Linked DNA regions of Homo sapiens: regions 1, 2, 3 and 4 are each linked to region 5. A link is a loop called in an ENCODE intact Hi-C map of the cell type or tissue named here. Cell type or tissue: heart right ventricle. All regions are shown on one strand. Links, peaks and the distances in the headings refer to the core of each region. The heading gives the core; the rest is flanking DNA.

Region 1 (4,000 bases), core at 1-4,000, 300 kb before region 5:
GGAAAGCAGCCCCTCCCCCTAGGAATCAGACAGACCTGGCTTTGAGTCCTGGCTCCACCACTTACTAGCTGTTTGACCTTGGCTGAGTCACTTAACCTCTCTGAGCCTCAGTGTCTTCATCTGTAAAATGGGGATAATAACAATTATACCACTGTCAAAGTTATTCTGATAATTAAGTAAATAATGGATCAACAAAGCTGTTTGCAGGCTGTTCAAGGAGGGATGAGAATGGGAGTCAAGTGTAGGGATAGGAATCCAGAATGCAGACTGGCATTATGAAATTATACAAAATTAGAGGTAGCAGGGTTCTACTGAAACTATCCCTACCTCCTCCACACACTAAAACCTGCTTTTTGACCCTTTATGATGGCCCATACCACACCCACCCAGTGTCAGAAATTTAGGACACTAACGACCTCTCATGAATCACAGCCAAATGTCGGGGTGGAGGGATTGTAGCATATGCAAGCAGGGTTCAGTAAGACATTCTAGGAGGCATGAATAAGTGGATAAATAAGTAGATGGAAGATTGAATGGATGAACTAACATTATAAGGGTACAATCAGCTTTGAGCGGCTGAGGGAGCCGACCAGGAGTGCCAGATAATCTGAATTAAACTTAGGACAGGCGAACTGAGGCCCAGCGACAGGCAGAGACTGGCTTTAGGTCATACAGTGTGTCGGGGCTTAGAATTCCTCCGTGAAAGGGATGAGCAGGAGAAAATAATCGATGCCTGGTCCTGCTTTTGTCTTAATTTATCTGACCGACCCAGGGCCAGCCGCTGCCCTTCCCTGTATCTCAGATTCCCAACCCGCGTAATTAGGCACGACGGTAAACACCCTCATGTCCAAGAAGTACTGACAGACCAGCGATCTCGGCTCCGAAAGCCCAACCCACCGTCGCAAAGCCACCGCCCTTTCTTTGCTCATTACGATAATGACCATGCAGTTGACCAACAGAAAGAAAGCAGGGCGGGTCTCAGACAGAAATTTGGCCTTATAGGGTTGCTAAACGCGAAAAAAGCGGGGCCTGGGTAGGACCAATTAACTGAAAGAAATGCTGGGTGACAGGAAGTGACACCAATGAATGACGGACCTTGTGTGACGGGGTGGGGCTTAGTCTCGAGGAAGCGGCCAATGAGCTGGAGCTCTTTAAGGGTTAAGGACTCTCAATATGGAGCTCCTGGGGAGTCGGGTCAAAGGAAATGGGTTTCTCTGGGGGAAAAAGGAATGAAGGGGCAAGGAGACGGTTGCAGCCTTGCGTCTGTACTTACCGCGCCGGGAGGCTGCTGCCGGCGGCGACCCGGAAGCGCTTCACCCAGCCTGAGCGGAAGAACCCACCAGAATCCGGGACTCACCAAACGCATGCGTCCTTCGTCTCCTTTTGTTTTCCCCGCTCCCGCCCACTAAACCGGATGTGACGTTGACCTACCTTAGTCACATTGTTAGGGAAGGAAGTGTGCCGCGCCTACCTATCTGCCCCGCCTTGAGTCTCAGCCAGTCGGCGTCTCCATCCTGGCGCCAGCACTACGGTCTCGTTTAACCACTGCCCCGTTTAACCCCTGCCCTTTTGTTGCCAGTCACCATTTGCTTGTTAACCCCTTCTGAAGAAGAGCTGACAGCAACCTTTTAGTGCGAGGGCCATTCGTCCTGCTGCATCCCAGAAAACTAATCTGTTACTACTTCAGAATTGCTGGTTGATGTTAGGCCCCTCCTATCTGTGCTCTCTCAGCTACAGTTTCCCGTTTGAGCATATTCATTCTTTTTTATTTTTGCTCTGAACAAAAATATTAGAGTTACAATATTACTATATTCCAGGCCTTGCTAGAAACTGGGGATAAATCTAGGAATATGGTCGCTTCCCTGGAAGACCTCACAGTCCAGGGAAGCCAAACCCTGCAGACATGCAGTAGACTTAGTGGTCTCTCTTAAGGTTGCTTGTTGAGTTTTGACATTGGAGATTATGTACAGACTTGAATGACTAGTTAGCCTCAGGCACAGCATTCTGTTGCTGGGGGAATCAGCTGCCCTCCTCAGGCCTGGGCCAAGTACACTTAGAGATCGCCCTCGTCACCTCTCCCATCCTTTGCTGATGCCTCTGTTCTAGTAACCTCTGACTCAGCTTCGCCTTTAGAGATACTCATGCTTTCTGGCAACAGAGGTCCTTCAAACCCAATTCCTATTAAACTCCATCACTTACCAGCCTCTTTCAGGGACAGCAGTTATCCGCATTTCCAGTACTGTCCTGGCCAGATGTGTGAGTTTTGGCAATTCCTTTTCCTCTCTCTGGACTCAGCTTCTTTGTCAACCAGCATCATAATCTCTGCCCAGCCTTCCTTCTATCCTGGGCTGATGTGAAGATTGGATAAGAATTGTTCAAGAGGTCGTGTACTGTGCATATTGAATGTGATTATATTGCCAAATAGCACTGTTTGTTATAGTTTTTCATTAAAGAGTAAACTTTGCCTCTTGGAAATGACTACCTTTTTCATTCATTCAACAAATACCTACTGAGTGCCTTAGTATATGTCCATCACTATTCTTAGTAGTGGGTATACAATAGTAAACAAAACAGACCAAAAAAGTCCCTCTTTTCATGCAGCCTTCATTCTGAGAGAGGTAAACAATAAAGAAGATAGATAAATAAAATATGTAGTTGTAAGATTGCAGTAAATAAGAGAAAAAATAAATCTGAGAAGTGGGAATAAAATATTTGCAGGGGAGGTGTTTTATTTCAGACTGGGGGGCCAAAGTCACTGGGAAGGTGACTTTTGAGTAAAGGTCTGAAGGAGCAGAGAGCCTTCTGATATTTGTGGAAGAGCATTTCAGAGAGAGAGAATACAAGTGCAGAGGGCCTAGAATGGCTTGGGCATAGTGTCCTCTAGGGAGAGTAATAGGTAGGAGATGAGGAGTTGGGGAGCCAGTGGAGGGTTGTGAGCACAGGGTCCACACAATCTGATTTACAGTTTAACTGAGTTACTCTGGCTGTTCTCCAAATAGACTGGGGTAGGGGAGACAATGGCAGAAGCAGGGAGACCATTTGGGAGCCTATTATGATAATCTAGAGGTAGTGGATGAGAAGTGGTTGAATTCTGAATTTATTTAGATGGTAGAGACTACAAGGTTTGCTAACAGATGGACAATGCCAGAATAAGAAAGGAGCCACGATTTTTGGGCTGAACGACTAGAAGATTGGTGTTGCCACTTTTTTGAGTTGGGAAGGAATGGGGAGGTGATGAGGGGTTTGGTTTTTTTTTGACAGGGAGCTTAGGTTTGAGTGTGTTGAGTCTGAGATGCCCATTAGAGTAGAGATGTTGGGGCGGCAGGAAGGCATATGAGTCTGCAGGTCAGGGCAGAGATCTGGGCTGGATAGATCATTTGGGAGTCATTGGCATGTAGATGGTGTTTAAAGTCATGAGACTGGATGAGATCACCAAGGGAGTGAATGTAGTTGGAAAATAGTTTCCTCCAATATTCAGAATTTGAGGAAACTAGGAAAAGCAGCAAACCAGATGGAGAAGGAAGGCCAAAAAGATAAGTAGAAAGCTGGGTGAGTTGATGGTATCTTGGAAGCCATGTAAAGAAAGGGTGGTAGGAGAAAATGGTTTACTGCAGCCTCATTCTGTACAAAATTGTGCTTTTGTTTATTTCCCCAACAGACCATGAGCTCCTTGAGGGCAGGGACTGAATGGTTACTATGTCCCCAGGGCCCAGCATGACCTTCTCCTGGATTCCTCATCTTCCTTCTGTGACCTGTGTCTCCATCAGTTTCTCCTCCGGCATCTTTTTCTTACAGGATTCTTACCTCAGGTACCATTTGCCCCGTCCTTCCTGATAATTCCGCCTGCTGGAAATTCCCTAGTAACAGAGTTTCTTTTCAGGGTCATCAGCCAGGCTCAGTAAGTAATGATGACTGGTTAGCTGGTGACATTTATTGAGTACCAACTGAGTGCCAGACACCTTTCTAGGCCCTGGGGACAGAGGGGAAGCAGAAATAATTC
Region 2 (6,284 bases), core at 1,025-5,024, 170 kb before region 5:
GCTTCAATAACCCTGCCTACTACGTCCTTGAAGGGGTCCCGCACCAGCTGCTGCCCCCGGAGCCACCCTCGCCTGCCAGGGCCCCTGTCCCATCTGCCACCAAGAACAAAGTGGCCATTACAGTGCCTGCTCCACAGCTTGGGCACCACCGGCACCCTCGTGTGGGAGAGGGGAGTTCTTCAGATGAGGAGTCTGGAGGCACACTGCCCCCTCCAGACTTTCCACCTCCACCACTGCCGGACTCAGCCATCTTCCTGCCCCCCAGCCTGGATCCTTTACCAGGGCCAGTGGTCCGGGGCCGTGGTGGGGCTGAGGCCCGTGGCCCACCACCTCCCAAGGCCCATCCAAGGCCTCCACTGCCCCCAGGCCCCTCACCAGCCAGCACTTTCCTGGGGGAAGTGGCCAGTGGGGATGACCGGTCCTGCTCGGTGCTGCAGATGGCCAAGACGCTGAGCGAGGTGGACTATGCCCCTGCTGGGCCTGCACGCTCAGCGCTCCTCCCAGGCCCCCTGGAGCTGCAGCCCCCCCGGGGACTGCCCTCGGACTATGGCCGGCCCCTCAGCTTCCCTCCACCCCGCATCCGGGAGAGCATCCAGGAAGACCTGGCAGAGGAGGTGTGTGGAGCAGGGTGGCTGTCTGTGTGTGCCTGAGTGTGCTTGCCCACAGACTGGTACCCTTTCACTCCACCATTCAGCACTCATGGTGTCCCTGCTACCCTGAACTGATCACTGGGAAGTTGGGAGACACATGTATCAGCCCAGCCCTTCCCTTCCTTTTCCCCAGAGCATGCAGCAGAATGTGACTGCAGGTGTTTCTATGGGGGGCACTCAGCTCCCCCTGACATGCCCTGTTTCCTTAGGCTCCGTGCCTGCAGGGCGGGCGGGCCAGCGGGCTGGGCGAGGCAGGCATGAGTGCCTGGCTGCGGGCCATCGGCTTGGAGCGCTATGAGGAGGGCCTGGTGCATAATGGCTGGGACGACCTGGAGTTTCTCAGGTGGGGGAGGGGCTGGCCCCGGGGGCGGAGCTGGGGCCCTCAGGATCCCCTTGCCCATCTCACTTCCCAGCCTGTTTTACTCCACAGTGACATCACCGAGGAGGACTTGGAGGAGGCTGGGGTGCAGGACCCGGCTCACAAGCGCCTCCTTCTGGACACCCTGCAGCTCAGCAAGTGATAGCGGAGGCACCACGAAGCTGTGAACTCAGAGCCCCTCCCTGCTACCAAGGCCCAGCTATGGCCCCAGGGTTGAAAAGTTATGAGGGTCAGGGCAGTATCTCTCTGCCTATTTATTGGGGTGCCTATTTATTGGGGATCTGCATTCCCCGCTGCCCAATCATTTGCAATGCCCTAATTAGGGCATCCTGCCCCTCGCCTTTTAGGCTCAGGACGGAAGGTCAGTTGCCATGGTTACCGAGGACCCTGGTTACTCTGGTGCTGTCCTGTTTTACTGGACCCCGCCTCCCAGCCCCAGGGGTGCCTGTGGGGGTCCATTTGGGTACGTCTGGGCCCCCACTTTCACCAGTTTCTGCGGCCTTCCACCGGGCCTGAACCACAGCGGAGGAGCTCCGCTAAGACCTCCCCACCCCCGCTGGGGGTGGGGGCGGGTGTCCGTCCGGAAATGAAGGAATAGCCCGAGGACCGGGCTGGGGTTTATTTAAACTGTTCTGTGTGGGTCTGGGGAGGGAGAGCACCTTAATATTATTGGGGTTGGTTGGGGTGGGGCAGGATCTCAGCCATAAAGTGCCAGTTTGCTTAGTTCTCACTGTCTCCTGGTCTGTGCTGCCCTGCTCTGGGGATGCACGGCGGCAGGGTGGGGGAGGGAGGTTCCTCGCAGGTCTCAGCCCGGGACAGGGTCTTGCAAGCAGCCTCCTGGGCAGTCGTAAGGGTTGCGGCGTGATGTCTTCAATAAATTAAGTTTTATTTGGATTGAGTAAAACTTCAATAAATTACAAGTTTTTCAAAGAAAAAGGACAACCAAAAAAATTAGGGAAAGAGAATCCCTCTGTCCCATTCCCCAGGCAGCCCCTCCACTCCTCTAACAGGTCCACCCTCTGTGCCAGACGGGCTAGGGAAGAGAGGAGACACGTGAGGGATGAATTGGCGGTGGTCATTAATTATCCCGGCGACCACCAGCCTCTGTACGGGTGGGCCCGAGGGGTGGGGCAGCGGGCTTTCCTGATCACCAGCGTAAGGGGTGACCCAGCCGCTGCAGAGCCAGGGAAGGGGGCTGTGCCGATCCTCCTTGAGGACCTTCACTTTGAGGGCACTGTTAGGGACAGGCCTCATGTGATACCGCATCCAAAGAAGGCCAAGCTAGAAGGAGCTCCGGGGTTCTCCTGGAGGAGGTCCCGGTATAAAGAACTCCGCTCTGCTGGTAGAGGGTGGGTGAGGACGAGAGTGGCCCTGACTTGGTCTCCAAAGTTGGGGAGGACACACCGAGGGGTGAGACAGTAGGGAGTGGAGACGGATGGGGACTTCCAGGCGGGTGGCCAGGATGGGAGGGGCTGTCAGGTCCTGGAGGGGCAGGGACGTCTCTGGGGGCAGGCTCGGAGCCTCCAGAGGCCGGCAGCTAGAAGAGATTGGTCTTCAGGGCGGGGCCGGGCTTCCGGTGAAAGGAGGACAGAACCCCGGAGAAGGGCCCGGGGCCGGACTCCGCCGGCTGCCAAGCCTTAAGTAGTTCGGCCGCTCCCGCGCCAGGCCCGCCGCCCCCACCGCCCGCCACACCGGCCCACAGTGCGCCCTTGAGCGGCTGTGGCCCCGGCCCAGGTCCCGGCCCGGAGCCCAGTGCGACGGGCAGCGGGCTGGGGCTCAGGCGCGGGCTGGCCAGGCCGGGCGCAGGCGGCGGCGGCAGCGAGGCGGTGCTATCGGGCGTGGGGCTGCACGTGGACTCCTTGGAATCGTCGTCCTCGGAGGAGCAGCGCGCCTCGCCCTTTTTGGCGCCCGCCGCGCCCGCCGCGCCCTTGGCGCTGGCCGCGCGCTCCTGTTTGCGGAACTTGGCCCGGCGGTTCTGGAACCAGACCTGCGGGCACAGGGGCCAGTCAGCCTGGACGAGGGTCGGAGAACGCACGGGGTCAGCCCGCGGCCGCAAGGCTCGAGTGAGATCCTGGTTCGGAAAGAACCGGGCCCGGGTTCTTACTAGTTGGAGGGGCCTTCGGCCCTCCGCACGCAGCCCGCTGCACTCCGCGCTCCACTGGCCCCTGCCTCCAGATCCCTGGGTTCTTGCCCTTGGGATCCACTCACCCGCTGACTCTGCTGCCTCCCAGCACTCTTGGTCTCCCGGAGGGGACCCTGCCTTCGTTCTCCTCACTCTAAGTTCTTCCCCCAATTCCTTCTTTTAGGAAGCTCTGGGACTTCCCTCCTGGAGTGTTCCAGGGCCGTGGAGAGCAGTTTAGGGCGCCAGTAAACCTTTTGTCTAGGGCATCCAGTCAAGGCGGGCCAACTGAACATCTGTACACGGAGTTGTACAAATAGACAACAGTCTGCTCTAGCCCGGCTCTCTTCGGCCCTGTGCCTGCCACAAACTCAGCCTCCCGGGCTCCGGGTTTTCAAAGCTGCAGCGCCGGGGTAGGGAACCCCAGGGGTGCTGACTGGCCTGCCCCCTCTCCTCCTCAGCTCGGCCCTGAGGTCCCCTGGGTCTCCCCCTCTAGCCCCTCGGCCTCCCTCCTGGCTTCTCAAGCATCACTCGGAACTTTCTGCCCTAAGAGGGAGACAGAGCGGAGGTAGCCTGGAGCTAAACAGATCGGGTCTCCCAAGGGCCTCCAAGTCCGGGCCCTGCTGCCTCCCGTAGCTGCCCAAGCACCCTGGGACCGCGCCCTGCCTTCGGGCTGCATCTGCCTGTATTCCCCTACCCCCAGGTGTTAGACATTAAGCTCCCACACCTCCTTCCATGCGCACTCTCGTACACACACGTGCATACACGCACCTGCACGCGAGCCTCAGTGAGGTCGATCTTGAGCGCCAGCTCCTCACGCGTGTAAATGTCGGGGTAGTGGGTCTCAGCGAAAACGCGCTCCAGCTCCTTGAGCTGCGCGCTGGTGAACGTGGTGCGGATGCGCCGCTGCTTGCGCTTCTCGTGCAGGCCGGATGGCTCTGGGAAGAACTTGTAGGGCACTGCGGGTGTGTGCAGGGGGGCCGGGGGGGGGGCAAAAAGGATGGGGGAGTGAGAAGCAGAGTTCAACCCGTTGTGTCCAGCTCCGGGGGAATCACACGCCTCCCCCGTCCCTGGCCTGATCCCTCGTCTTGGTCCCGGCAGCCTGGGGCCGAGCGTCCTCCCTATTACTCAATGGAGCCGGCGGGATAAAGGCGGAGGGAGATCAGGGAGACCTGAGCCCCAAGAGCGGCCAAGGGGAAAGCATAATCCAATACTCCAGCCAAGACACTCCCTCCCCCACCCCACCCCCGTCGTCGCCCTCCTCCCAAGCCCTGTTCCCTCCATCTCCCCCTGCACCCCCATTCAACCGTGCCTCCGACCCTTCCCTCCTGTCTGTCTCTCAGCCCGTCTGTCCCCTCTGTCTACCCTGGCCCTGGATGTCTGTCAGGTCTCATCAGCATTGCCAGTCTTCCCACTAACCAGTTCTGGGCCAAGGCTCTGCAACAGAGACCCTCCCACCGGCCCTCCTTTCAGCCCTACCACCAGCCTTCCCACCGGCTCTCAGCTGTATACAGATTTGGCTCCCTCCACCCATCCACCTCTCCCCTTCCCAAGCCTCATTTCTTCAATTCTGCCCCACTCCCCTGACCCCCATTCTCCCCTAGATGTCCCCCTCTCCTCTTCCTAATCTTCCTCCATTTGAATCTCTCTTCAACTTTCCATTTCTCAGCCACTCTTCTCTTTGTGCCCATTGAGAAGACTTCCTCCATCTTCTCTTTGCGCCCATTGAGAAGACTTCCTCCATCTTCTCTTTGCCCTCCTTCTTCCTCCCCAGGCACCTTCTCCATGTCCCATCTCCTCCAAAGCCAACACTGCCCCCCAACTCTCTTCCTATACCCATCCCAGTCTCCACTGCCCCATAGGTAGTGTTTCTGACAGTACTTCCCTTCCCTGTCTGTAACCCTGGTTTAAGTCTTCATATTCACCAGGGGTCTCCAATCTCATCTTTGTCCCATCCAGGCCTCCATCTCCCCTGATTCTTGTCTCCAGCACCCCATTTGTATTCTTATCTTCGTCATCTCTATTTCTAATCTTCTTTGGTCCCCATCGCCTGATACTTATCTCTATCTCCCCAACCCTGAGTCCCCATTTCTCCTAGGATTTCCAGTGCTTCCATCTCTGCTCCCATCTCTCTGTACCTTATCCCCATCTCTCTGGTCTCAAAACCCTGTATCTCTGGAGGCTGTCTCCCCTCTTCCCAATCCCTACCCTCATCTGGCTCAGGGTACCCAATCTCCCCACCCTGGGCCTCATTTCTCCAAATCCAGGTTCTCATTTCTCGTATCTCTTCCCCAAACCCCAGCCTAGGGCCCAGTCTTCTTCTTCTTCTTCTTCTTTTTTTTTTGAGACCGAGTCTCATTCTGTCACCCAGGCTGGAATGCAATGGCACAGTCTCAGCTCACTGCAACCTCTGCCTCCCAGGTTCAAGCGATTCTCCTGCCTCAGACTCCCAAGTAGCTGGGATTACAGGCGTGGGCCACCATGCCCAGCTAATTTTTTTTTTTTTTTGTATTTTTAATGGAGATGGGGTTTCACCATGTTGGTTAGGCTGGTCTTGAACTCTTGACCTCAAGTGATCCACCCGCCTTGGCCTCCCAAAGTGCTGGGATTACAGGCATGAGCCACCGCGCCTGGCCCTTAGGCCCCAGTCTTCTACTTGGGTCCCCGGCAGTCTTCCCAGGAGGGAAGGCGATAAGATTACATAGGGCAGGCTGGGACTCTAATCAGAGGGCTGAGATGACTGAGAAGCTCAGTGAGGTTGAGGGTTTGGACAGGGACTTGGATCTAAAGTCTTGGGGATGCAGGAGCTGCTTCCGGGTTCTACAGAACTCTAGCTGGGAGAGTCTGGGGGAATGGGGAAATACAAGTGGCTTAAAAACCCGGGCCCCTTTATTGCGGGCTACGGGATCTGGTTTTGGTGGCTACAGAAGGGTTCGGTCCCAGGCAGCGTGGGTCCAAGACAGGGCAGGAGGGGCCTGATGGCCACGCGAGCTCTAGGAAGCTTCCCGTCTGGGCAGCTCAGCTGCCTGGAGAGGTCCTTGCTGGGGGTCATGCATCTCGTGGGGCAGCGGTGATGGGGTGGGGTGATAAGTGGTGATAGGGCTGGGCTGGGAGCCTTTTTCAAAGATCCAGCGCT
Region 3 (6,284 bases), core at 1,389-5,388, 190 kb before region 5:
ACACAGAAAGTAACTTGTAATAAAATAATATATATTTCAATATGTCAGTTCTCTGGTATGACTACATTAGAAGGCATTAGGAAATAGCACATGCTTGCTTTTGTCATAAAATCATTATAAGTGGGGAGCTACAAATGAAGATTGATACAGGTATATTCTATTGGTGACTTAAACACTATAAGATACTATAATATAAGCAATGTTGCTGTTGATGTCATACTTTTCTAAAATAGTGAATAATTCTAGTAGAATAAACCACATAGTACAGCCTTCTATTTCATGGTATTTGCAGTCCTGGAAAACCCAGTCTAGATTAAAATCTTGTGAAAACATGATGTGCCTATATGTAAGATAGAGATACATTTAAAAAGTAGGGCTTTTGCTTACTTTTTTTTTTTTTTTTGAGAAGGAGTCTCACTCTGTTGCCCAGGCTGGAGTGCAATGGTGTGATCTCAGCTCACGGCAACCTCCGCCTCCGGGGTTCTGGTGATTCTCCTGCCTCAGCCTCCCAAGTAGCTGGGGCACCCGCCACCATGCCTGGCTAATTTTTTTGTATTTTTACCAGAGACGAGGTTTCACCATGTTGGCCAGGGTGGTCTCAAACTCCTGACCTCAGGTGGTAGACCTGCCTCGGCCTCCCAAAGTGCTGGGGTTACAGCTACGAGCCACCACGCCCAGCCTGGCTTTTGCTTACTTTTTCCAGCAAATATTTTCATGGGCCTACTATGTGTCTGGCACTGGCCTAGCCACTGGGGACACAGATCTTACTACATGCCAAGAAGAATAAATATATTCAAACTCCATTACTCCATGGCTCGCTCCCTCTCTTCCTTTGCTCAAAATGTCACCAATGTGGCATTTCCTAACCTATTTAAAATTTCAGCAATTCCACATTACCATTTCCTGCTCATATCATTTAACTTTTCCCATATCATTTATCATATCCTGACATACCATATATATATATTTTTTAAGTTTCTTACTGTCTGTCTCCTCTGACCAGAATGAAAATTCCATGAATACATATTTCTGTCTGTTTTGTTCTCTTCTGTATTCCCAGCATCTATAACCGTGACTGGCATAAAGTAGGTGCTCAATAATTTTTAAATGAGTAAGTGAAAGGACTTTTTATGAAGTGTTACATACCTCATAAATGATAACTATTATTCCCAAGACAGGGTTTCCCCTGGGCTCCCACAGTCCCCTGATCACACGGTTGTAATTGTGTTTCCTCCAAGAAAGGGGTTCCTGGAGGCCTAGGAGAGAGGGACCATCATCTGGGAACCTGAGTGTTCTCAGGACAACCTGCCTAGGGCAGAGGAGTAAGAACCAAATGGGGGAGAGACACGAGGTGGCAGGAGGAGGAGGGTATGGGGAGGCACTTAGTCCTGTGTCTTCCCCACCCAGTGCAGTCCCTGGAAGAAGAATGCCTGCTGCACAGCCAGCACCAGCCAGGAGCTGCACAAGGACACCTCCCGCCTGTACAACTTTAACTGGGACCACTGCGGCAAGATGGAGCCCGCCTGCAAGCGCCACTTCATCCAGGACACCTGTCTCTATGAGTGCTCACCCAACCTGGGGCCCTGGATCCAGCAGGTAGGGTGTCTCCCCCCCACCCACCCCAGCAGACTGCCATCCCCCTCAGTCACTTCAAGGCGATGGCTGCCAGCATCCCTGGCTGAGAGGAGCCCTGCCTCCCCACCTCCCACCCAGGTGAATCAGAGCTGGCGCAAAGAACGCTTCCTGGATGTGCCCTTATGCAAAGAGGACTGTCAGCGCTGGTGGGAGGATTGTCACACCTCCCACACGTGCAAGAGCAACTGGCACAGAGGATGGGACTGGACCTCAGGTGAGGGTGATTGAGTTGGGGTTAGGAAAAAGGAGATTGAGGTAGGGTTTGGAAAATCTTCAAGGATTTGGGGTGGGGTGAAGATTTCTGGGGGTGGCCAGAAATGAGCTTTGGGCCCAGGGGCTGAAAGTCTGTGTCCACCATGCCTCTCCCTGCAGGAGTTAACAAGTGCCCAGCTGGGGCTCTCTGCCGCACCTTTGAGTCCTACTTCCCCACTCCAGCTGCCCTTTGTGAAGGCCTCTGGAGTCACTCATACAAGGTCAGCAACTACAGCCGAGGGAGCGGCCGCTGCATCCAGATGTGGTTTGATTCAGCCCAGGGCAACCCCAACGAGGAAGTGGCGAGGTTCTATGCTGCAGCCATGCATGTGAATGCTGGTGAGATGCTTCATGGGACTGGGGGTCTCCTGCTCAGTCTGGCCCTGATGCTGCAACTCTGGCTCCTTGGCTGAGTTCAGTCCTCCCAGACTACCTGCCCTCAGCTTGGATAACCAGGCTGGGCTCAGCTCAGCTCCCACAAATGACAGCCCCTTAAGCATGCTTCTATTAGTCACCTAACCCTCTGTCACCCAGTCTGTTGCTGCTCCATGGTGGGGCCAAGAGTCACTTCTAATAAACAGACTGTTTTCTAATAATTCCATGTCTGTGGAATTGTTTTGGTTGTGAGTTTGTGGGTGGGTGGGAGACAGATTCTACGGCTTCTGGATTCCTTCAAATTAGAGCAACTAGACCTGTGTTTGAATCCCAGCTCTGCTACTTTGTGAAAATGAAACAGTTGCTTCACTGCTCTAAACCTTTGTTTCCTTCTGGATAAAAAGAGGATAATAGTCCTGCCCTCAGGCTTGTGAAATATACAGGAGCTGTTGCCTAGAAAGCCCGTGAGCCCAGTGTCTGCACATTAATAGTCTTCAGGGATCCTGTTGTTCCTGTTGCCCCAAGTGGGAGCCAGGTCCTGAGCTTATTTGTCTTGGTCTCCAAACAGCCTCCTGGTCCTCCAGCCCTTGTGCCTGGCTCTGTGCTCGGCTCTGTAACAGGAAAGCTGGGAATGGGAGTCCAGGAAAGGATTCAGATTGCCAGTGGGATGAAAAAAATTCACAGTGGGATGAAAAAAACGTGATGCACATTGAAGGAGCAGAGTTGGGGCCTGGGACTCTCAGAGGAAAAACAGAGCCAATTGGAGAGGGCAGTGTAGGGGGTTTCTGGAGTGGAATACTCAAGAGCCTGGAACTGGTTCAGCGCTTTGGTGTCCTGGAGGTGTGGCTGGAAGAGTTAGAAACCCTTAAGGGCTTCCCGGGGTCAGGAGCCTCTGGCACCTTTGTCTCCTCCTGGGATTGGCAGATATGCCTATCTTGAGGGGGTTGCTCTGTCTTTGCAAAGCCCTCGGGAGCTGGGCCTAAGTTATCTCTGGGTCTCCCAACACCCCTTTCCCTTTGGATAAGTCTTTGTTTGCACACTCCTACTACAACTGTCCCCAGAGAGGCCCAGGTAAGTCTCTGAGAACACCCTGCAGGTAGGTGGCCCAGCTAGGACTAGAACCCAGGTGTGCAGACTCCCAGTCCAGGTCTCTCCCCCACTACCAAGGATTCCCCTCACATCAGGCTCATCTTTTCTTATACTAAAAGGTGGCTGATGAGAACGGTGGCACAGATTGTAGGATGAGTTATTGGGTTCTGGAGGCACTGTTGGGTGGGTGGGTGGATCTCTTAGTTATTATATTTATCTAGTGTGGAAGGCCCCACAGAGCCCCTTCCACGTCCCAGGCTCTGCTCCAGCTGGGTTAAGTCAATGCATATTTGAAATAGAGGAAGGAGCTCGAGGGACTGACCCGGGCTCCGTCAACAGGTTCAACGTAGCAAAGTGAAAGTTCTCTCCCAGGTTAAAGGGATTCTCCCACGGCGGCCCAGGAGATGGTGGCGGCGGGCGCCCGGCTGGAGGCCTGCGCCTTTAAGGAGCCAGGGGGCGGAGGGGCGGGGCAGGAAGACGACTCCCCGGAGACGCCGCCACCGGCTAGGTCTTTTTTTGGGAGGGGGCGGGCCAGACCCTTTTATGGGCTCCGCCCCCTTTGCGGCTGCCGCGTCCCCCTTCCGCCCTCGGCTGGAGGGGAGGAAGCTAGGGGGGCGTTGCAGCGGACCCCGTCTGGGAGCTCCCCGCTGGGCGTCCGGCCCGCGGAGGCGCGAGTTTGCTGACTCGGAGGGAGCCGCTGGGGCGGGGGCGAGTGCTAATAATACCCGTTCGTTCCGCAGCCGCGCTTTACAGTTTACACAGCTGTCACCTTCGTTTCTCCTTAATTAATAATAAAAATAGCCGCCGTTCGGGAGCGCGGGCTGGGCGCCAGGCCCGGTGCCGAGCGCGGTACGAGCTCGGCCCCCAGAGCCGGCCCTCGCCACAGGATCCCCATTTTCCAGAGCGGGAAGCCGACGCTCAACCCCGCGCCGCGACTTGCCCGAGGTCACCCAGTGGGCCAGCGGCTCCGGGACCGAGGCGCGGGGCGGGGTGAGGCGAGGCGCGGTGCTGCCCCCGGCTCCCCGGGGCGGCGCGGGGCGGGGCGGGCGGCGCGGAGGGCGGGGGCGCGCGCGGATGGCCATCTTAAGTGGCCGCCTGGAGCCCAGGGCCGCTGTCCGGGGAAGGGGGCGCCGGAGCAGCCCGGGAGGTGGGGGTCTGCGTGCGGCGGCCGGGATCCCGGGAGGGAACTTTCTACTAGACGGGCCAGGGATCCTCCTGGCTTCGGACTGCTGAACCCCCTCAAGGCCCGGCCTGCGGGTGTGGGGGGTGGTGCTGGGGAACTTGGCCGAGAGGGGGAAGGGCTCTGCGGGGCTGGGAGGGGCTGCGTGAGAGGCTCGAGAACGTCGCACCTCGTCTGGGCCCCCCGCCAGAGTAAGAATCTTCAGAAGCCTGGTTAGCCAGGGAATCTCCCCGCAGGCTTTGCCGGGGGACGGTTCCCGTGGAGTTGGGGGTTCAGATCTAAGAGGGGGCTGCATTTCGCAGGAGTTGGGGGCCCCGCCCGCTTGGGTGGAGGGAAGAGGATGGGTAGGGGGTGGTCCTGGATCCTTCGCAGGTTTGGGGAACTCGATGCAGCCAAGCTGTAAGGGGGACGAGAGGAAGAGCCATGGAGTGGAATCAGACCTTTATGGGGCTTAGGGGTCATATCATTGGGAGAACTGAGAAGCGCTGAATTCTCCAGGGGGTGCCTGGATCCCGAAGTGTCGGGGCCAGGATGGGGGGACTCGGATTTCGATGGGGATTTGGGGACTGGATCTCCTCGGGTGAATGATGGGGGCAGGATCATTGTGGGGTCTGGGAGGTCCCGGGCCCTTCGGGAAGGTGGGGGCACCGTCCCCGCAGGAGGAGCTGGGGGCAGGGGCGGCCCGGGCTGCGGGCCGAGCGGAGGGGGAGGGGGCGGCAGCCGGCCCTGCGCTCCGCTCCTGCCCCTCCCCCGCCGCCTCTGAACAAACTTTTCTTTCTCTTCAAGTTGAGGCCGGCGCTGCAGGCAGCGGCGGCTGCGCGGTGAACGAGGCGGCCTGCGCGGCGGAGTGCTGAGTCCCGATCCCCGGCTCTGTCCGGCCCACGGATCCTCAAGCCCGGGCCCCGGGCCCGGCCCCAGCCTCAGCCCTGAGCGTCTCGGGGCGGATGGCGCGGGGCGGCGGGGGCGGGCGGTGCTGAGCCCTGCGCGGGCCATGGCCTCGGCCTGCGGGGCGCCGGGCCCGGGGGGCGCCCTGGGCAGCCAGGCCCCCTCCTGGTACCACCGCGACCTGAGCCGGGCGGCCGCGGAGGAGCTGCTGGCCCGGGCGGGCCGCGATGGCAGCTTCCTGGTCCGAGACAGCGAGAGCGTGGCGGGGGCCTTCGCGCTCTGCGTCCTGTGAGTGGGGCGGGGGCTCCTTGCGGGCTGGCGTGGACCGGGAGCGCGGGCACGGCCGGGTGTGGAAAGGGCCCGGGTGAGGGTTTCTGGGGCGGTGGGACGCCAGACCCGCCTCCACCCCCCAGAGTGGGAGCCTTGGCTTTCTCCTGGGTCTGAGGAGGGACGCAGGGGCACTTCCTGCTGTGTGTCTGGGGGCACTTTCAGGAGCCTTGAGGGTAGAGAATATGGGGTTCTGTGGCCCAGTGTGACTGTGATGACGAAAAATTCGGGCATTCCCCGGCAGACCCCTTCAGGCATCCTCCAGGTAGAAGGGAGCAGGGGAGAGGATGTGCATTCCACGTTGTGTGCAGTCCCGTTTGGATAGGGACTGAGTGGTGAGCAGGAGAGGGAGTCGGGGCAGAGGGACTGACGGGGTGTGTGGGGATGCCTGGCAGCTTCCTTAGGGCCCCTTTCGGTGCTTTGGGGTTCTGCCTGGCCGTGTATGGGTGGTGGGGGCGGTGATGGGTGGTGTAGAGAGGAAGGCTTGGGGAAGCAGAGGCTGAGGCTGTATGGGACCTTGCCATTATTTCTGAACCAATGA
Region 4 (6,284 bases), core at 1,047-5,046, 130 kb before region 5:
GACCACAACACTAGAAAAAATTGTAGAAATGCATAAAAGACGAAAATTAATCTGAGAAAATCACTCAGAATGAAGCCTCTTTTTCAAATATACCTACTATTTTTTCTTACTGCCCTTTCTTGCTTTATGTTTTTTAGTCTTCTCTCCATGTCTGAACATTTTAAGATTTTTTTTTTTTTTTTTGAGGCGGAGTCTCGTTCTGTCACCCAGGCTGGAGTGCAGTGGTGTGATCTCAGCTCACTGCAACCTCTGCCTCCTGGTTCAAGCAATTCTCCTGCCTCAGTCTCCCCAGTAGGTGGGATTATAGGCACATGCCACCACACCCAGCTAATTTTTGTATTTTTAGTAGAGATAAGGTTTCACCATGTTGGCCAGGCTGACTTGAACTCCTGACCTCAGGTGATCTGCCTGCCTTGGCCTCCCAAAGTGCTGGGATTACAGGCATGAGCCACTGTACATGGCTGGGATTTCCCATTCTTGGTTTCAAGTCTAGTTGTGTATTAAACTTTCTTGTCTTATTACATATATTAAATATTTCTGTTTGAGGTGGAAGAGAGTTTGCCTGAAATTACTCTCTGTTGTATATTGGTCAGAAGTCATCCCAAATCATTCTACACAATGCAAACAAAGGGTCTTTTAAAACACAAATCTGGTCATTTCATTCCCTTAGCATGGCATTCAGGGCACTTTGAAATCAGGAAACTTGCCTCTCTAGCTTCATTTTCCACCAATTTCCTCTCTTCTCCACACTCATACACAGCTACTATACTCCAGCCACAGACAGTAACCCTTCTCTTTCCTTTCTCTCATAATTGTATTTAGGGTGTGTGTTAATAATAAATTTACATTTTCCCTAATTTTTGCATACTGTCAAGATGGGATTGCAAAAGTAGTAATGACTATTTCCTGAGAGGCTAGACCCAGAAAACAGTAGCTCCATGTAGCATCGCCTCTGGACATAGTAGTGCAGTATGACCTTAACATTATTTAATTAAAAGTGCTGTCAATTAGATTTGTATTAAATTATTTATTAGGTTTACATTAAGTTATATATTAAGAAATGTATATTTTAGTATTAAATCATCCTTTCTAAAACTTGATGTTTTTTCACTTGTCAGGTCTTATTTTTATGCCCTTCAATATGGTTTTCTTGTTAAATTTATTAAGTATAATTTTGAACAGGTAATACATTAATATGGTTCAAAGCTTACTAAAAAGTATTTAAAATAACATAGCAGTGTTCCCCTTCCATTGCTGTCCCTGAATTGCCCAGTTCTGCTCCCTTCCAGAAATAGGTTATGTGTAGAAGAGCAAATATATATATACCTATTTGTTGCAATTGTAAATGGAATGTTTTTCTTTTGATACTGTTTCTAGTTGATTATTGCTAGAATACAGAAAAAACAATTGATTTTTGTACAGTTATCTTTTATTCAGACACTTATCCATGCTAATAGGCTTCTACTATAGCCTTTTTTTTTTTTTTGGAGATAGGCTGGAGTGCAGTGGCACGATCTCATCTCACAGCAACCTCCACCTCCTGAGCTCCAGTTATATTCCCACCTCAGCCTCCCAAGTAGCTGAGACCACAGGTGGATGCCACCACAACCAGCTAATTTTTTGCAGAGATGGGGTTTCACCATGTTGCTCAGGCTGGTCTTGAACTCCTGGGCTCAAGCAGTCCACCTGCCTTGACCCCTCAGTGTTCTGTTGAGATTACAGGTGTGAGATACTGCACCTGTTTTTTTTTTTTTTTTTTTTTTTAAGAGATAGGGTGTCACTCTGCCACCCAGCCTGGAGTGCAGTGGCATGATCATAGCTCACTGTAACCTCATACTCCTAGACTCAAGGAATCTTCCACCTCAGCCTCGAGTAGCTGGGTATACAGGCATGCACTACCATGCCTGGCCTGAAATAACTTTATACTTAAAAGTTGCAAAAACAATACAAAGAATTCATGTACATCATTCCCTCAGATTTCCCAAATGTTAACATCTTTTTTTTGTTTGTTTTTGAGACAGTCTCACTCTGTCATCCAGGCTGGAGTGCAGTGGTGTGATGTAGGCTCACTACAACCTCTGCCTCCAGGTTCAAGGGATTCCTGTGCCTCAGCCTCCCAAATAGCTGGAATTACCGGCATGTGCCACTATGTCCGGCTAATTTTTGTACTTTAATAAAGAGGGGTTTCACCATGTTGTCCAGGCTGGTCTCGAACTCCAGACCTAGGTGATCCACCTGCCTGGGCCTCCCAAAGTGTTGGAATTACAGGTGTGAGCCACCATGCCTTGCCAACACCTTACTTTTTGCTTTATCATTCCGTGTGTGTGTGTGTGTGTGTGTGTGTGTGTGTAGTTATCTGAAATACTGGCAAACCAAATTAGAGGTTTACCTTTAACCTCTAAATACTTACATTTTCTGAAAACAAGGACGTTCTCTTCTGTAATCATAGTATAATTATCAAAATGAGAAAATTTAACAACACTAGCACTCTCTAGACATTTAAATAACATTTAAGTTCTTGATGTAATAAATTAATAAATTTCCTGACACTGAGCCTTGCATTGCTAAAATAAACCTTATGTAATCAGAGTGTGCAATTCAACTTGATTTTATTTGGGATTTTTGCATCTATGGCCATAGGTGAGATTAGGCTATAGCATTCTTTCTGGCACTTTATCAGGTTTGAGTACAATAATAGTTAAAACTCATCTATTTTGGGGGTTGAGTGATGGCTATAGGAGTGTGTTTACTTTGTAATCATTCACTGAGCTGCATACTTGTGATTTGTACAATTTCCCATATATTTTTCAATTAAAAAGTTTAATTAAAAACAATTTTTTATTTTTGGGACATGGTCTCGCTCTGTCACCCAGGCTGGAGTGCAGCAGCACAGTCTTGGCTCACTGCAACCTCTGCCTCCTGGGCTTAAACCATCTTCCCCACCTCAGCCTCCCAAGTAGCTGTTGACTACAGGCAAGCACCATCATGCCTGGCTAATTTTGGTATTTTTAGTAGAGGTGGGGTCTTGCCATGTTGCCCAGGCTGGTCTCAGACTCCGGGGCTCAAGTGATCTGCCTGCCTTGGCCTTCCAAAGTGCTAGGATTACAGGTGTGGGCCACCACCATGCCTGGCCATCAATCTTTTACAAGGATAAAATTTTATTTATTTTTCACCATCTTATGGTGCTCAAAAAGGATAAAATTTTAACCACCTTTCCAGTTTCTTCTTGGGTAACCAACTGGCCTATTCAAACTATTTCTAGGATCAGTGTTTGCTGGGAAATTATCCATTTCCTCTGATTTCAAATTTGTTGCCATAGAGTTCTATTCTTCTTCTCAATTCCTCAATATATATGGTTATGTCTAATTTCTCATGCCTAATTTTGTTAATTTTTTTGGCTCCTTTCCCCTTTTATCAGGCTCAGGAGGTTTTATCTATTTTATTGGTGCTTTCAAAGAATTTTTTAATTTATTCTTTTTCTTTTTCCTACCTTGTTAAGTTTAGCTTTTATCTTTATTGGTCCATTTTCTATTTTTTATGGTTTAAGTGTGTTTCTTTCCTAAATTTCTTTCTTGTTTTTCTTCTTTCACTATATTGAGGAATTTCCCTAAATTTTAAAATCACTACACACCTTTGAGTTTTTCTTTTTGAACAATAAACATGTTACACTTTCATTTCCAAGTCTGGTCTCATGTATTCTAGGATCCTCAATAAGGAATTTGGGGCCGGGTACAGTCGTTGACGCTTGTAATCTCAGCACTCTGGGAGGCCAAGGTGGGTGGATCACTTGAGACCAGGAGTTTGAGACTAGCCTGGCAAACATGGTGAAACCCCGTCTTTACTAAAAATACAAAAAAAATTAGCTGGGTATGGTGGCATATGCCTGTAGTCCCAGCTACTGAGGAGGCTGAGGCATGAGACCTGCTTGAACTGGAGGTGGAGGTTGCAGTGAGCCAAGATTGCACCACCGCACTCCAGCCTGGGCGACAGAGCAAGACTCTGTCTCAAAAAACAAAACAAAACAAAAGAAATCTGGGTCTCACCTTGCTGCATTGTCTCAGAGCTCAAATCCTGGCCACAGCAACATGGGACAAATAAAAATATGCTGAGCAAACAAACAATACTTTTCTGTTCCAGAGCCCACTGAGAAGATCTGCACTTGCTGCAGGTCCCATCCACTCACCCAAGTATAATAATAAAGGAACATCTGTCATATGCCTGCACTGTGCCAGGTTCTGTGAATGGCTGAACAGCTTGGCATCTGCCCTCTTAGAACTTACATTCTAGTGATGAAGACACAGAACAAGTAGGACAAGTGAGCTGAGCCTGGGATGCTATGGAAGTAAAAGATATGGGTCCAACACCACCTAGGAGTTCTGGCAGAGAATCTCTGGAAGAAGTAATTCTTTTTTTGTTTGTTTTTGTTGGAGACGGAGGCTGGCTCTGTCACCAGGCTGGAGTGCAGTGGCACAATTTCGGCTCACTGCAACCTCCACCTCCCGGGTTCAAGCGATTCTCCTGCCTCAGCCTCCCGAGTAGCTGAGACTACAGGCGCCCGCCACCACGCCTGGCTAATTTTTGTATTTTTAGTAGAGATGGGGTTTCACCATGTTGGTCAGGATGGTCTCAATCTCTTGATCTCGTGATCTGCCCCTACATGGCCTCCAGAGTGTTGGGATTACAGGCATGAGCCACCACGCCCGGCCAGAAGTGATTCTTAATTAGGTTCCTTAGAATCTAAGGTTCTACCCCTGTCTCCTTATCCTATTCTCAGGAAGGTGGCCATTGGCTTTTCTTGTATAAAAGTTATCTGATTTTAAGTTATATGCCTAGTATTCCTGGCCACAGTTAACTGAACCAACGGACTGACAGCCGGGCATAAGACCTCTATCTAGTAGGAATACTGCACACAGGCTGGTTACTAGCTGACTTAACTAGAGCCTCTATGGGAAGTCTAAACATCAAATAGAAAGGAGCAGAAACAGAGATAGCAGGAGAAAAAGCAGAAAAAGAATAGTAAGGTTATAAAAATGGCAGTCGCAAACCCTATGGTATTGAATTAAAACCGTATCTAAACTCATGATTTTTATTTATTTTTAAAAATATGAAACGGAGTCTTGCTCTGTCACTCAGGCTGCAGTGCAGTGGTACAATCACAGTTCACTACAGCCTCAACCTTCTGAACTCAAGCGATCCTCCTGCCTCAGCCTCCTACGTAGCTAGGATTACAGGAATGCACCACCATGCCTGGCTAATTTTTTATTTTTTAAACGTTTGGAGGATGAGGTCTTGCTATGATGCGCAGGCTGGTCTTGAACTCCTGGGCTCAAGTGATCCTCCCACTTTGGCCTCCCAAAGTCCTGGGATACAGGCACGAGCCACCATACCTGGCTCACGGTTTTTAATAACATACAGATGGATAGAATAATAAATTCAGGTGCTTGTATTTGCATGTTTTAACATATATACATATATGTTTTCTAGCTCTGTCTGCTGAGCAGGCCTACAAGCAATGACACTCCGCCAATGATACTCTAGCCAGGAGTATATATTCTGTCCAGATCTTGGTTTCCAGTGGCATCAAGAAACAACTTGGTTTCTAAGTTCCTTTTTTCTGGAATAAAAGGAACTGGGAGCTTCTTAGAGAATGACTGATGCCAGGGCTGAGATAGGGAAAATGTGAGGAAGCCTGAAACATCTTGTGGTGCCAGAAAATGCTTAAAAAGTGACAGGGGCAATGTCGAAACAACACAGTGCCAACTTCAATGAGTTCTCACTGGCCAAATCTGAGCCAATTTGAGCAACCAAATAAACTGTTAGCATTAGATTGTAGCCTGTAGAATAAAACAGATATCCACTCATTCATACTGATATAAATTATCAAATAAATAAATGGGGAAAAGGGACAGCTCTTCCTTATAGTAGAATACCAATTAATAAATACAGGTAAAATAATGAAACAAAGTCACCATTAGGCAAGCATAACATTAATACCTGTTATAAGCAAGAATCATTGATGATGGAAATGAAAATCAGTAGGCAAAATTTTAAGAATAAGACATTCACATAGCTTCAAAGTGGAAGATTCTTGTTAATTTCAAAGGGAAAATTCCTAATTTTACAGTGGAGAAACCTGGCACACACCACCTTAGCCATGTGATCAAAGTTACCACCACCTAGTCTAGGTGTGGTGGCTCATGCCTGTAATCTCAGCACTTTGGGAGGCCGAGGTGGGTGGATCACCTGAGGTCAGGAGTTCAAGACCAGCCTGGCCAACATGGCGA
Region 5 (6,284 bases), core at 1,329-5,328:
CCAGGCAAGGGCAGCAGCAGGAAAGGGAAGGTTCCCTAGCCCAAGAGCTGAAGATTACCACAGAAGGACAAATCAGTCGGGAAAAACATATCCTGCTCCCATCCATCAGTGATCCTGGAGAGTCCAGCAGGCTAAAGACCAAAGAGGTAACAGCTATTACCACTGATTGGGGAAGGGGCAATGAAGCAGTCAAGCTTTCTCTTTCTGCTGTGAGTACCTCTGTATTGTTTGAAGTTGTGCTGTTTTTATAACAATGACCATACTATTACTCTTTTTTAAAATAAAACTTTCTTAGGAAAAAAAAAAGTCCTATACTTTAAGAAGCCTTCCCTAAGATGACCTTGTTGCCACCACAATCCCCTGTGCTAACCTGTATCAATGTAGTTATCATACAGTCCACAGGTCTAACTTCCCCAGTAGGCAAGCATGTCCTTCTAGAAACAAGGACTTGCCTTCATCTCTTTGCTCCAGGTGCCTGCCATGGCAGTTGGCACACCACAAAGCTCGGGGTCTGAATGAATGAATGTCTACAGCACTTACCTACATTAACTTCTCACCAATACTTCTGTCTGGTGCTGGAAGTTACCTGTTTTATAACTGTAAGCTTGTCTTTTTCGAAGAACTTAGGCTTCTATGTATATGTAGGAGGGTGTGAGTGCAGCTTCTCAGTCTCAGGGCTGAGGACATTTGTGGATACAGGCCTAGGGGCTACAGGTCACAAATTCCAGTCATGGCTCTATCACTTACTAGCTATGTGACCACAATAAATGTCTTTGTGGTCCTTACTTTTATCTGCAGTAAAAGAAGGAAATGAATGAAATTATTTCTGAAGTCCCTACCAGCTCTATAATGTTATAATTCTAAATATGTGTAGCATCAAAATGAAAATTGAGTAGATTCCTAGCAGACGCTGCACTCAGCAAGACTTCCAACGAAAAGACAACTCCCCAGGCTCTGTTTGTGGGAGGGAGGGAAAGAGTCCCAGAAAGGGACACAGGGGCAGCTTTGAGTTATTCTGGCTAACTAGCTCTTCCACTCAGGGGAGGGAGGTACCACTTGATTTTTCTTCCTCTTTCTTTAGGACCAATCAATACAAAGCGGCCACTGAACTTCAATGACGCATTGTTCCAACTGATTTCCGGATCCTTCACATGAACCAGCCCTCAGCTGCAGCTGGGGAGGGGCTGAAGGGTAGGGAGCCCTATCCCACCTGCATCAGAGGCCTGGAAGCACTGAGCCATGCAGACCCAATCATGATTGCTATCTGGGCAACAGGGCCCTGGCTGGAGCCTCACAGAAGGCCCTGTTTACAGTAATAACAGCACCAGGCCCTGCTGTCTGAGCAGAGGCAAGGTGCCTGGGGCCAGAATCCCCAGGCAGCCTCCATCTGTGCCTTATCTAGCCTGCCAGCCAGGGCTGGGAGGGGCAGGGCAAGGGAGCAAAGGCTGCTCATAGACCCCCCAGCCTGGGACAGCAGACTTCAGGCAGGGTCTTGGTGCTTCAACTCCATAGACAAGGCCTCTCCAGCAACTTCTGCATTTGCTACTTGAACTGAGCACCCTTCTCCAAGGCCTAGCTGGGGACCCTTCCGTGAGGAAGCTCTCCAGATGCTCTCACTCCCAGTGAGATGGCCCACTGAGCATTCTGTCATGCCTGGAGAACTCCAAGGGAGTGAGAGCAGTGAGGGAGGGGAGAGGCTGGCAGGTATGCAGTACCTACCACAAATGCCAAGTGTACTGTGGAATGTGTCTGCATGTTTCATAGCTGGCTATTTCCTATCACAGAAAACTTTAAAATTTCTGAACTTAAAGAATGATCTGCAGAGATTAATCAGTCCAAATCTTCCTTTTACACACACAGATAGGGAGGCTCAGAAAGCGTCCCCTTTGGAAAAGACTGATCTATATATGAGCCTGCCTCTGTCTGTCTCTTCCAGGCTGTGTGACTGTGGGCAGATCACACTACCCTCTCTGAACCTCAGTCATCTTACCCTATCAGCCTGTCAGCCCTACCTAACATGGGTGCTGAGATGACCAAAGGAAATAATGTTTGTGAGGGCACTTACATTTTCCAAATCTTAGTTGCTATTATTACACTTGTTCTGTTTGTTGAGGCACACAGTGGAGGAGCTGAATCACAACCTCAGTGAATACTTGCTGGATCAACTGAATAAAGTGCAACACTGGGTGATCATTCTTTGTCCCATCTCTCTTACAGAAACTTGGCCCACATTAAAGTGCTCAGATTATTTTTTAACTTTTTATTTTGAAATAATTTCAAACTTATAGAACAGTTACAAAAATCACACACACACACACACACCCCTTCAAACAGCCTTCATGCCAGGTGCGGTGGCTCAGGCCTGTAATCCCAGCACTTTGGGAGGCCAAGGCAGGCGAGTCACCTGAGGTCGGGAGTTCGAGACCAGCCTGACCAACATGGAGAAACCCCGTCTCTACTAAAAAATACAAAATTAGCCGGGCATGGTGGCACATGCCTGTAATCCCAGCTACTCGGGAGGCTGAGGCAGGAGAATCGCTTGAACCCTGGAGGCGGAGGCTGCAGTGAGCCGAGATCGTGCTATTGCACTCCAGCCTGGGCAACCAAAGCGAAAATCCGTCTCGAAAAAAAAAAACAAAGACAAAAAAACAAATAAATAAATAGCCTTCACTCATATCCTGTTTACATTTTGTTTCATTTGCTTTTCTATTCCTTTTCTATTTTTTTTTGCTGGACCATGTGAGAACTAATTTCAGATACTATGCCCCTTTACCTCCAAATACTTCATCGAGCATATACCAGATACATTGGTACATGCATCTCGTACCTAGTACCAGAGCATTCTCTTACAGAACCACTAACTAATGATGATAAAATTCAGAACATTTAACATTGATATACTATTTTTATCTGATATACAGCCCACATTCAAATTTCTTCAATTATCCCAATATTCATTATAGCAATCTCCCCCTGTGATCCAGATGAAAGCCAGGATCAATATCAGGACCAAACACTGCATATGTTTCAATTTCATCTAGGATAGTTCTTCAACCTTTCTTTGATTTTCATGATATTGACATTTTTTGCAGAGTAAGGCTAGTTTGTTTGTAGAATACCCTTCAATGTGGATAACAATTTTTGAGGTACTACTTATTATGCATCCATTCGTTCCATAAACTCTTCCTGAGGACTGGTTATTACAGGACTCTGAGCAGGGCACTCAGGGTACTGTGATGAATTCTGTGGTATCCTTGCCTTCAAAGCATTCACTGGACAGCTACACACTGGGCAAACAGCTAAAATACAAGCAAGGACCCTAGAGGAAGGTGCCATGAGAGTACAGGTCAGAGCAAGAGAGCCACAGGGATGACTTCCTAGAGGCAGAGTGTGCCAGAAAGGATGGGCCAGAAGCACAGATTCCCAGAGTGACCTTCTGGGATCCTCTATAGCAAACATCTTTGCTTCCCCAGGCAGTGTGTGCCAAGGCTGAGACTGAATAAAACACGGAAGTCCAACAATACAAGGCCATAAACAGGAGGGAGTGGCCCAAAGCACCTTCATCTGGGTACCCCTGCCCAGAGCTATTAATATATGCATTTCCCAGAGAGTCAGCAGCTGTGGTGGTGAGAAGGAAAGGCCTGTGCAGGACCTGAGGTGTGGGAAAGGGTCATAGGCGCCACCTACTGGCCCCACAGCAGGCCTCCTGGCTGGCTGCCAGGAAACCTGTCACACTACAGCAGTGAGACACAAAAGTGGTTCAAATTTCTCAAACAGTGAAACAGTGTTGGTACTTGAGCCACCTTCTGTGAAGTTCAGGAATCTCACAAAATTTCCAGTAAAGAAGAGACAATGAAAAGCCAACCATAAAACCTGGCCTCCTCGGGCAAAGGTGTGGCCTTCACTCACTCAACAAAACTGAAGTAACATCTCCAAGCTAGCCTCTGTGTTGGGCATTGACAGACACCGAAGTCAATCAGACATGAATCTTGCCTACAAGGAGCTCTTATTCTGAGCTGGAGGAGGGAAAATGAAACAAGCGCACAAATAAGTGCACTAAGTATCACAGGTGCTCAGAGATGTTTACACAGGCTCAGGGAGCACAACTCACCGCCTTGCAAAGCTCTTGAATGATGGAGTTCAAAAGAGCTCACATTTCTTGAGCTGCCTACTACGCAACAGATACTTGACATTTATGATCTCATTTGATCCTCTGAAAGAAGCCCAAGTCTTACAGAGGGTAAATGACTGATTAAGATTACAAGGCCAGGCTGGGAACGGTGGTTCACGCCTGTAATCCCAGTACTTTGAGAGGCCGAGGTGGGTGGATCACAAGGTCAGAGGTTGAAGACCAGCCTGACCAACATGGTGAAACCCTATCTCTACTAAAAATACAAAAATTAGCCAGGCATGGTGGCAGGCACCTGTAATCCCAGCTACTCAGGAGGCTGAGGCAGGAGAATCACTTGAACCCGGGAGGCGTGGGTTGCAGTAAGCCAAGATCGCACCACTGCACTCCAGCCTGGCGACAGAGTGAGACTCCGTCTCAAAAAAAAAGAAAAAGAAAGATTACAAGGCCAATAAGTAGCAGCCGGGGATGAAGCCCAAGCTCTATGGAGCCACACTGCCTTCCAGGGCTCATATGCCCAATTCTTCCCTTCTTTCCCAGATTTAGCATGCGTCAGCACACCATAGTTGTCTGATGGGACCAATCAGCTGACAGAAAATAAGGAAAAGCCTCAAGTGGAAAGGAGTTTACTTGAGGGGTGAAGATACTTTCTGTTTAGTCCTGAAGCTTCCTAGAACCTTCTCTCTTGGAAGTTCTAGTTCCTTCTAGTCGCATGCTGAGAACATTCCAAGCCTATCCTTTCTTCTTTCTGGTAGTCTCCATACCACCACCACTACTTTCACATAGTACATATTCACATTTCAAATATTACAAATTCACAAGCAAATACAAAGCCTTAAAGTGTCCTTACCTTTAGGTTAAAACAAGCTCTGCAAACAAATCCAATCAAAGGGTTACAGGACAGAAGAAGTCATGGATCTCAGAAGGCTGGGCCGATTACAAGCTTAACAGAACCTAGGAGTGTAACGCAGCTGCCAAGAAAGCCAATGCAAGGTCGGGCCATATTAATAGAAGTATAAAATCTTTAACAAAGGGGATGGTTGCCCTGCTCCTCACAATAATGGTCATGCCACACTGGAATTCAGAGAGGGCACCAAAACTTTCTAGCTGTTTCATTTTAAAATGACTAGGATGAGGAGGAGACTTGAAACCACAGTTTAGGGAACCAAGGCTCATATAGCTTGGAGCTCTGTCTCCTAAGAGTTAAAAATCTGGAACAGGAAAAGGAAGCCATGTAGTCCTAGAAGACAGAGCTGGGACCAAGTGAGGGGAGTTGCAAAGGGAGCTAACACATAATGACAGCCCATCATGTGCCAAGTGCTATGCCAGGTGCTTTCACACTATTGCTTCAGAGCTCATCAGAAGATAAAACTGTTTTCTACTACTAATTACAAATTGTCTTTACTTACATTACTCCAACTGCCCAGAAAGTCTTTCTGCAAAGCTCCTTGTATACAAATACGACCTATCTCCAGACCCAAACTAAAGGCCACCTTGCCTGTGAAGCCCTAACTTTTCACCTGTACTAACTACAATTCTCTTACCAGACCGCAAGTTCCTTGAAAGACAAAGGTCATCATGATACATTTTTCTCCCCCTCAATGCCTAATAAGAAATTGCTCATAACAGGCCTTAAGAATGAATAAATGCCAAAGAATGGCTGGGTGCGGTGGCTCACACCTGTAATCTCAGCACTTTGGGAGGCTGAGGCAGGCAGATCACCTGAGGTCAGGAGTTCGAGACAAGCCTGGCCAACATAGTGAAACCCCGTCTCTACCAAAAATACAAAAATTAGCCAGGCATGGTGGCACGTGCCTGTAATCCCAGCTACTTGGGAGGCTGAGGCAGAAGAATCGCTTGAACCCGGGAGGCAGAGGTTGGATTGAGCCAAGATCGCGCCACTGCATTCCAGCCTGGATGACAGAGCAAGACTCCGTCTCAAAAAAAAAAAAAAAAAAAAGAAAAAAGAATGAATAAATGCCAAAGAAGATACAGAAATGGCCAATAAGCACATAAAAAGATGCTCACATCATTAGCCATTAGGGAAATGCAAATCAAAACCACAATGAGATACCACTCCACACACACTAGGTTTGCTGTAAGTGATGACAACACTGATGACAACAATTGTTGGTGAGGATGTGGAAAAGGTAGA

Evidence for each region. Hi-C counts contacts between places; a loop is a spot of excess contacts. Peaks named below come from ENCODE experiments on the same cell type or tissue, not always from the same donor. Only the 100,000 strongest peaks of a DNase experiment are listed, where the experiment ranks them.
Region 1: it touches region 5 in a loop (2.5-fold over the local background); 6 of 110 quality-filtered maps call a loop at or near these places.
Region 2: a loop joins it to region 5, with 4 times the contacts of the local background. A loop is called at or near these places in 16 of 110 quality-filtered maps.
Region 3: it touches region 5 in a loop (4-fold over the local background); 25 of 110 quality-filtered maps call a loop at or near these places.
Region 4: it touches region 5 in a loop (4-fold over the local background); 29 of 110 quality-filtered maps call a loop at or near these places.

What each region holds. Positions count from the first base shown.
Region 1 is chr11:72,111,377-72,115,376 of GRCh38, forward strand. It overlaps ANAPC15 (anaphase promoting complex subunit 15), which reads right to left and starts at 1,319. Exons shown (of 6, transcript NM_014042.3): 1 at 1,274-1,319; 2 at 36-120. RefSeq lists enhancers at 589-1,126, 798-967, 1,127-1,664, 1,138-1,197, 1,298-1,357 and 1 more and a silencer at 1,328-1,545. In heart right ventricle, for the core only: a CTCF peak has its summit at 1,541; DNase peaks (open chromatin) are centred at 995 and 1,415; H3K4me3 peaks cover 2,043 bases; H3K27ac peaks cover 2,466 bases.
Region 2 is chr11:72,237,183-72,243,466 of GRCh38, forward strand. It overlaps INPPL1 (inositol polyphosphate phosphatase like 1), which reads left to right. Exons shown (of 28, transcript NM_001567.4): 26 at 1-614; 27 at 860-993; 28 at 1,081-1,965. The coding sequence ends at 1,171. It overlaps PHOX2A (paired like homeobox 2A), which reads right to left. Exons shown (of 3, transcript NM_005169.4): 2 at 3,920-4,107; 3 at 1,895-3,016. The coding sequence ends at 2,567. Among named protein-coding and RNA genes, the nearest start is that of PHOX2A, 3.9 kb to the right of the region's middle. RefSeq lists a silencer at 2,697-2,866. In heart right ventricle, for the core only: CTCF peaks have their summits at 1,151 (motif pointing left), 1,365 and 2,862; DNase peaks (open chromatin) are centred at 2,555 and 2,888; H3K4me3 peaks cover 1,929 bases; H3K27ac peaks cover 1,332 bases; H3K27me3 peaks cover 1,771 bases.
Region 3 is chr11:72,219,463-72,225,746 of GRCh38, forward strand. FOLR2 (folate receptor beta) reads left to right here. Exons shown (of 5, transcript NM_000803.5): 3 at 1,408-1,596; 4 at 1,714-1,849; 5 at 2,008-2,488. The coding sequence ends at 2,300. It overlaps INPPL1 (inositol polyphosphate phosphatase like 1), which reads left to right and starts at 5,305. Exons shown (of 28, transcript NM_001567.4): 1 at 5,305-5,704. The coding sequence starts at 5,523. RefSeq lists silencers at 3,791-4,020, 4,261-4,660, 5,211-5,570, 5,581-5,790. In heart right ventricle, for the core only: a CTCF peak has its summit at 3,834; DNase peaks (open chromatin) are centred at 3,849, 4,489, 4,649, 5,289 and 1 weaker place; H3K4me3 peaks cover 2,374 bases; H3K27ac peaks cover 2,880 bases.
Region 4 is chr11:72,284,483-72,290,766 of GRCh38, forward strand. It overlaps CLPB (ClpB family mitochondrial disaggregase), which reads right to left. Exons shown (of 16, transcript NM_001258392.3): 16 at 1,013-6,284. Among named protein-coding and RNA genes, the nearest start is that of PHOX2A, 43 kb to the left of the region's middle. In heart right ventricle, for the core only: no CTCF peak of the experiment used is centred there; no DNase peak of the experiment used is centred there.
Region 5 is chr11:72,410,667-72,416,950 of GRCh38, forward strand. The region is part of intron 2 of CLPB (ClpB family mitochondrial disaggregase); the gene reads right to left. Among named protein-coding and RNA genes, the nearest start is that of CLPB, 21 kb to the right of the region's middle. RefSeq lists enhancers at 1,099-1,178, 1,249-1,308, 1,359-1,448, 3,400-3,449, 3,500-3,609. In heart right ventricle, for the core only: a CTCF peak has its summit at 3,688 (motif pointing left); a DNase peak (open chromatin) is centred at 3,675; H3K27ac peaks cover 1,347 bases.